Linked DNA regions of Homo sapiens: region 1 is linked to region 2. The links are chromatin loops, found by intact Hi-C in ENCODE. Cell type or tissue: endothelial cell of umbilical vein. All regions are shown on one strand.

Region 1 (4,000 bases), 470 kb before region 2:
CAGTGTGGGTTTGTGTAGGGACTTGAAAGTGGTGGGTTGGTTTGGCCTGGACTTGGGGCATGTGAAAGCTTAGAGGTCGAAGTCTCACCAGTCCCCTTCCTCTGAGGCTTGGGTGCAGACATTTGCTATGCCATTCCCTAGGACAAAAGCTTGGGTTGAGTTAACTCATTTCTTCACTGGAAATAAGTTCTTTTTGATTTTCCACTTTGTAAATCCATCTTTTTCCCCGCTCTTGGTAGGTTCTGGATTCCAGGTGAGCCCAACAATGCTGGGAACAATGAACACTGTGGCAATATAAAGGCTCCCTCACTTCAGGCCTGGAATGATGCCCCATGTGACAAAACGTTTCTTTTCATTTGTAAGCGACCCTATGTCCCATCAGAACCGTGACAGGACAGGCTCCCAAGCTCACTCTTTGAGCTCCAACGCTTGTTAAACATGAGGAAATGCCTCTTTCTTCCCCAGACTCCAGGATGACTTTGCACGTTAATTTTTCTTGCTTCAAAATTGTCCCACAGTGGCATTCTGGAGTCCGTCTGTCTTGGCTGGAAATTCTCTGACGTCTTGGAGGCAGCTGGAATGGAAAGGAGAATTCAGGTTAAAGTGGGAGGGGTGGGTAGAGAGGATTTAGAAGTTCCAATTGCCCTGCTAAGGAGGATCAAGACCCGTAATCCGGCATAACACCCTGGGGTTTTCCACTCTTTCAGAGAAACCTCAGCTTCATCACATCAAAGTTACTCCAGAGCAACCAAGCAATTCTCCTGATATTGTCATCCAGGGCTTTTCTTGGCCAAACCCCCTAGAATTTCCATGTCTCTGCTTAGCTGTGCTGGCAGCTAGCAGCTGGCTGTGTTTGCAGTGCAAATAGCTCTGTTCTTGGAAATCCTGCTCATGGTATGTCCCCAGTGGTTTCTTCATCCACATCATCTAAAGCCTGAACCCGTTCTTCTCTGGTTCAAGTCAGTGGCTGACACGGACTTGTATCTCCTTCAGAGCTCGGCTGGCACCCAGCCTCCCTTCTCCTTCCACTCCCTTAGTACACTGGAGTGCCGAGCCCTGCCTTCCACCCAGCGTCCATCCAGCCCCTGTCCTCACCTCTCCGGCACCTCCTCCTCCTTCTGCATTTCCTATCTTCCTGTGTCTTGTGCATGGGAAGCAGCCTTCAGTGCCTTCATGAATTCACCTTCCAGCTTCCTCAGAATAAAATGCTGCCTGGGTCAAGGACTCACTCCAAGTGCACTTTTTCATTTCTGGTTGTCCAGGTGAATATGTGGGAAAGGCAGTCTCCTCTGGTGGACATGAAGTTCTAGGGTATCCTCAGGAAACATCTGGGGAGTCAAAAATAACAAGGACTGGGGAAGTTCCAGTCCTGGAAATGCCACAAAATGTGACCAGTACTTATCTCTAGTTTTTATTAAAGTAGAGCAAGGTCTCCAATGTCACGATCTTGGTGATCTTTCTTCTTGTTTACTGCACAATCTTCTAGTCTATAGCTCAATTCCCAAGAACAAGTCTCAGCAGGTTCCCCACTCTTCACAGAGACCCAGTTCCACAGGCATCAGTTCCAAATCCCAAGTCCAGTGGCTGAAGCTGGAATCCAGGCAGCAGCCACCACAGAGAGGAGAGGAGGGTGGAGTGAGCACAGGTCTTCATTAAGGTCCTCAGGAAAAGATGCTTCCTTAAATAACTGTAACCAGCAGTGTGTTGTTCTGGGTGCAAATGGGTCACAGCTGAGGGCACAGGCTTGTATTGTAAGACCTGAAATACCACGTGCTGCTGTGACATTTTATGCCTCACAGGGCCCCAAAGACCTAACCCTGAGTTCCCTGCCTCTCACCAGATATATCCTTGCCCTCGGTCCCCACCTGGCTAATTTCCTATCATCTGGACCAGCTGCATGCCACCCAGTTTTCTACTTAATGGGTTTCACTTCTCTGCCAGCCTGAGAAACTATTCAAACAAGCCAATCACATCCTCCTACAGGAATCCGGGGCATCTCATCCTTTTATTACTACAAGGCCTGCCTCCCACAGCCCTGGCTGGTTCACTCTGCTCCTGAGGGTGACCCCATGTGGCCCTGTGTGGCTTATGATATCTTTCCCCAGTAGACTGTATTTGTGACTAGTAAACTGCTGCCAGTCTCACCTGCACAGTGTCAAATGTCTTGTTTTGGCCATCTTGTCCTATTTAGAGCAGGGGATCCCTCCCTCACCAATGGAGGAAATGGGAGGTGACAAGAACAAGGCTGGTCGGGGATCTCTGGTTGGTTTTGGCAAAGAGATGAGCTGGGAAAATCAGACCATTTCTCTGGGAAAGAATTTGAACCAGGAAATAGCAAGAGGATGAGGCTGTTAACAAAAGGAAGTTGAGCTGGAAGGCACTGAGTTAAGAGAAAGGCTGGAGGGGCCGTCACGTGGCATTGGAAGAAACTAGCAATGAGCAGAAGCTATGAGGCAGGGGAAAGACATGAATACAGGCCTGGCATGGTGGCTCATGCCTATAATCCCAGCACTTTGGGAGGCTGAAGTGGGTGGGTCACCTGAGGTCAGGAGTTCGAGACAGCCTGGCCAACATGGTGAAACCCCATCTCTACTAAAAATACAAAAATTAGCCGGGCATGGTGGTGGGCACCTGTAATTCCAACTACTTGGGAGACTGAGGCAGGAGAATTGCTTGAATCTGGGAGGCAGAGGTTGCAGTGAGCTGAGATCCCACCACTGCACTCCAGCCTGGGCAACAGGGCAAGACTTTGTTTCAAAAAAAAAGAAGTGACTGCAGAGGATTATAGTTGGCAGAGAAAAGAGAACGGCTCAGAGGAGTCGCAATGGAGGTCCCGGAGGGCAGCCTGAAGGGCTCCGGCTGCTCCCGTTCCCAGGGCTGCCTCAGATCCTCCCAGCCCTTCTGATCCTCCTGGTTTCTGTGCATGGGGACCTTACGAGGCTGTGCTCCTGACCCCAACCATTGCTTTTTCTTGAAACTGAAAGAGCCTGAGTCAGTGAGGATGTGTTTTTATCTGGAGTCTGTGCCCCAGCCTGAACCCAACAAGTGCAGCATTGCCTTGGCTTCCTCCCTTGAGGAAGCTGGGACACCTGTCGCTTTGCTTTGTCTTGTGACTTTGGCTCCCTCCCCCACTGTATGCATGCCTTGCTTCTCCAGGGAGGTCGCTACATGGGCACCTGCCCTTCTGCTGGCAGTGTGGCCTCGCCCAGGAAGTCCCACCATTGATAGTGCTCTAGTCCTGTCTCTAGCAGGTCTTGGGGTGTTATCAATACCTGGGCAGCTCCTCGTATCATGGACCCCACAGTATTTCTTGTGAAATTCTGGGGATTTTTCCATTGTCAGGTGAAAAGTTGGGAGCCAGGGACAGGTGAGAACTTTTTCTCAGTCAACTTGGGTATTTATTGTATTACATTAGTTGTTTTCTTTCTTTTTTTTTCTGATTTGGCAGGCTAACAATGCTTGACATGCCCTCTTTCAATGTTGCAATAAAATACTCTTGAAAAATTTATCCTTTTGTGTTTGAATATAAAAGAAGAGAAAAAAATACTTGAATCACCCCCACTGACCAACTAGTCCTAATGCTCGTGAACATGTACTATATTTTATTTTTCTGTTTTTATGCTTTATTGATCTATCTATCTATTGAATCACTTCATTTTCTCTTTGTCATTCTCTCTCGCTTTCTCTTTCTCTCTCTCCTCTTTTTCTCATATTGTATGAGCTATGCTTTCTTTGCTTTAATTTTCCCAGTGCTTTGGAAGATAAGCCATTATTTGGGTGGGGTGTGTGTGTGTGTGCGCGCACACACGTGTGTAGTTGCCTAGCACTTCCCCTTTTTCTTACAAAGCACCCTGGCTTCTGGGATTATTGGCATTATTCCTGGCATTGTTGCCCTGGTTGGGGCTGGGCCCTGGGCATGGGGGCTGCCATTGGCTCCCTTGGTGACCCCACCTGGCCAGGGCTCCAGGTAGCCCCCAGCAGGGCAATGCGTTGCCTCCCT
Region 2 (4,000 bases):
GCGGGAAGATTGCTTGACCCCAGGAGTTCAAGACCAGCCTCTATGTAAAATAAGCAAGACCCAGTCTCTATGTAAAATAAAAAATTAGCCAGGTGTGATAGCACATACCTGCAGTCCCAGCTACTCAGGAGGCTGAGGTAGGAAAAGGATTGCTTGAGCCCAGGAAGTCAAGGCTGCAGTGAGTAGTGATTGTGCCACTGCACTCTAGCCTGGGTAACAGAGCAAGATCCTGTCTCAAAAAACATATGTGTATGTGTGTGTGTGTATACACACATACACACAAAATTTGGAAAACATGCAAAGAACAAAGAAGTAAATAAAATAACCTCCAATCCCACCTCAATTCCTAACTCTGGAACTCTTCCTTCCAGTGTTTTTTGGAGTCGGGGTCTGCTCAGCGTCACTCAAAGTATACCCAATCAGGCTGTCAGCTGCCCTTCTGCCCACAGGAGAGTCTGGGACCATCCAATCCAGAGAACTTCTCATCTAAATAGCACCTTGTCTCTACAAAGTCATTTGAATCACCCACCCTTTGTGATTCAAAATACTAAACAAAGTTATGAATTTTCCTATGACTGTTTCAATGCTTTTTTTAAAGCAGTAAATGTCAAAACCTTTCCAAACAAATGCTCCCCCTCCCTTTCTTTGTTTGGGCATTTGTTTTGTTATGCTTTGCCTTGTTTTGTCAGGATTTTTCATGTCCCTGTTTCTTGGTGCCCTAAACCCACATACAGTCTGCCTCTTGATTGATCCTATCTCTCCCCACCCCCAAAAAGGCTATGTTTGCAAAGACACACCCAGTTTGTCTGCCCCCACCCCGCCCCACATCTATTCCTCCTGTCTCAGTCTTGCCATTGTGTCCAGGGCAAGCTACAGAACAATGAATTCTTAGCAGATGATGGTATTGCCCTGTCCCCATGTTCTGAGCCAACCCCAGTTATGCCTGGCATCCGGGAGTCAGCGTTTTGTAGGCTTCTGTGACATTTGACAGCTCACATCCCACTTCTTTCAGCATTTGGAGCAGGAAGGACAGAAGGCTGCTCTTGTCACCACCAATGAGCTCATCCTTCTCCGAGAGGCAATAAGAAAGCGAAATTTCACCCCATGAATCAGGAAGCCTGAATTCATGACAAGGCACACATTCCCCAGCTTCCTGACCCACCGGCTGACCTTTCCATAAAAAGGAAAACTAGACAAGGCCTCCTCCCTAGAATAAAATAACCGATCAAACAAGGATAAGACATTTTTTACTAAAACAAACCTTTCACCCCATCGACCTGAATCCTTTGATTTCTGTATACCTTTCAAGGTCAGAACACTTTCTTTTCAGTCCTCTTGGGGATGAAGTCACACATTTCCGGGAGCCTTTCCCAACTTTAGCACTTGGGGCAGCGTAACCATGAGCATGTCACTTAACCATCCCAGTTTCTTAATCTAGAAAGTTAAACTAGAACACTCATTTCTATCTTTTTGCATTGTTGAAAGGGTTCGCTCTATAATCCTAGTGCAAAATGTGCCCTCAGCATCATTCACTATCTCATAATACTGGCTGCCCAACTAGTAGATAAATAGCACCTTGGAATTCAGATTGACCCTTCTTGGCTGTGCTGTTCTTGAGAGGTTAAGTCTAGGAAGGAAGTAATAACAATGTAAGGTCAACGGCACATGTTCCAGAGAGTCAGACTGCCTGGCTTTAAACATTCTCTCCAACACCTACTGGTGGTGGAACCATGAACAATTTCTCAAGTTCTCCAAACCTTAGGTTCTTCAAATTAAAAGTAGGGAAGTGGAAATAAATAATGCTGTGTAGGGCTTTTGTGGTGAGTAAAGGAAACAATGCATACAAAGCACTTAGCACAGTGCTTTTGATAAGATTTTGATTGGAAGATGTTAGCTATTCTTACTTTGGTGGTCACTGTAGTAACATTGTGTGAGTACACTGTTGGAGATCAGAATCATTAGGGGTTCCATCCATAGTAAGATCACACATTCCCTGGAGAAGTGTCAGGTGTGGAAGATAGTCAAAGTTGGTATAGTCAGCTGTGGACTAATAAGGGCTCTTTGGATTACAAGTGTCAGATGCTCAACTCAAAACTAATATTAATGAAAAAAAGGGGATTCATTAGCTCTTTGTGGCAGGGTTGGAGTTCGCCTTGAGCATGATTGGCTCCAAAGACTCAAAGTCATTAGGGCTCTCTAACTCCTTCCCTCAGTCCTGCTTCTCTCTGTAGATTGGTCTCATTCTCTCTTTGATGGATGACTTCCTCTATGTAGCAAGTAACCCCAGAGGAAAGACAGAGCTTCTCTCTTCCAGCATGTGTGTGTGAAATCCAGGGAAAGATTGGTTTTGAGTTGAACATCTGACACTTGTAATTCAAAGAGCCCTAATTAGTCCACAGCTGACTATACCAAATTTGACAATCTTCCACACCTGACATTTCTCCAGGGAATGTGTGCTCTTACTATGGATGGAACCCCTAACGATTCTGATCTCCAACAGTCGGCCCTGTTTAGATCATATGCCCACCCCTGGACCAATCACTGTGGACAAATGGATGGAGTATCCTGATTGGCCAAGCTAGCTCTATGCCTTTGGCCAGGGTGCTCTTCCTACCACGTAGAATGGGGGTTGTTCAACTCCACAAAGGAGATGGGCTAACGCTGTTACCAGAAAGGAAGAGGGTAAAGAATATTGATCATATCAACAGATGCCTAGTGTAGATAACATCTAGGGGTCATATTTCCTTTTTTTCTCCAGTTCAAGGTTCAGCTTTATTACTTGACACATTTCCAGTGTCTGGAACACTGATTCTTCTAAATTTGACTAATTAGAAGTTTATTAATGTGTAATATCTAATGTAATGCCAATGTATAATAGTCCCTTGAAAAGCATTTCCAAGTTAAGAATGAAAAATAAAGGTATATTATATATCATTAAATACAGATAGTTTCTATTCAATCAGGTCCACAGTCAACAATCAGCAAGATCAGTCTTAAGTTCTTCAAACTCTTCTGTTAAATCTTCTGTTGTTTTCTATGATGGGGGAAGGAATGAAAATCCCCATTGTTTTTCTACCTCTATACATGCTTGTGATGCTGGAGTTATTTGCACAAATTCTTTAAGGTCATAAGCCTTGCTCTTCAAGATGCATCTCTCGGTAAAAGGGTCACAGGAGACATCTCATGCAGAGATGAGACCTGGTCCTCAGATGCTTATTCTAGGTTCTTGGAAGTCCTTGAACAATTTGGTCTTTCGGTGAGTTTTTTTAGAACTTGTCAGAGTAAAAAACTTCAGCCAGAGCACCAAAGTTGTTACTGTTTTGAGTGCTATGAACCCATTCTGGTTGTTAGACAGCAGTTGGCCTGCTGTATTTCTGTAGCCTCCATGTGTTTTGCTGTGTCAAGCATCCTATTGTGACCTTCACCTTCGGGTGATAGCATTTCCAGCTCTTGCAGGATTCTAGTATGTCCTCCTTTCATGAGAATATCCAGTAAACTACCTGCCATAATATATGGGTAATCTTGGCATATAACAACAAAAATAAAGACCAAAACAAAATATGGATGCTGCAACTACTGGGAAGCTCAGCGTCCTCCCCATAAGTTCAGTCACTTAAATTTGAATCATCCTTACTAATAGTCACAAATGTGGAGTCATTGCATACTGTGAAAGAACTTTAGGGTCTGTGATGCAAACATAACACTGGAATAACATGATTCCTTTGGCCTTCTTGGAACCTCCACAAGACAGTCACTCCAGACTGAAGCCATTGAGTTGTTATCCCCAGTCTTACAGGACAGAGGGTGGGTTCTTCTACCACAGGATCTTCAGAATGGAGAAGTCTCCATGTTGCTGGCCATCTGGCCTTCTTTCAGACTCCCCCAACTATAACAAGCCAGCTGGTCAGCTTTCCTCCAGGTCCTTTAACTATTTTTAACAGGGCTAGTCTGCCTCTGTTCTCTTTCTAAATTATTGCTTTACAATTATCTTAGCGCAAGT

The links. A loop is a pair of places that touch in the nucleus more often than their neighbours do. Peaks named below come from ENCODE experiments on the same cell type or tissue, not always from the same donor. Only the 100,000 strongest peaks of a DNase experiment are listed, where the experiment ranks them.
Region 1: it touches region 2 in a loop (17-fold over the local background); 1 of 110 quality-filtered maps calls a loop at or near these places.

What each region holds. Positions count from the first base shown.
Region 1 is chr2:70,827,440-70,831,439 of GRCh38, reverse strand. It overlaps CD207 (CD207 molecule), which reads left to right. Exons shown (of 6, transcript NM_015717.5): 6 at 240-1,229. The coding sequence ends at 390. Among named protein-coding and RNA genes, the nearest start is that of CD207, 6.4 kb to the left of the region's middle. RefSeq lists an enhancer at 1-927. In endothelial cell of umbilical vein, no CTCF peak of the experiment used is centred here; a DNase peak (open chromatin) is centred at 2,309; H3K27ac peaks cover 1,838 bases.
Region 2 is chr2:70,354,890-70,358,889 of GRCh38, reverse strand. It overlaps the pseudogene BRD7P6. Among named protein-coding and RNA genes, the nearest start is that of FAM136A, 55 kb to the right of the region's middle. In endothelial cell of umbilical vein, no CTCF peak of the experiment used is centred here; a DNase peak (open chromatin) is centred at 1,569; H3K27ac peaks cover 1,482 bases.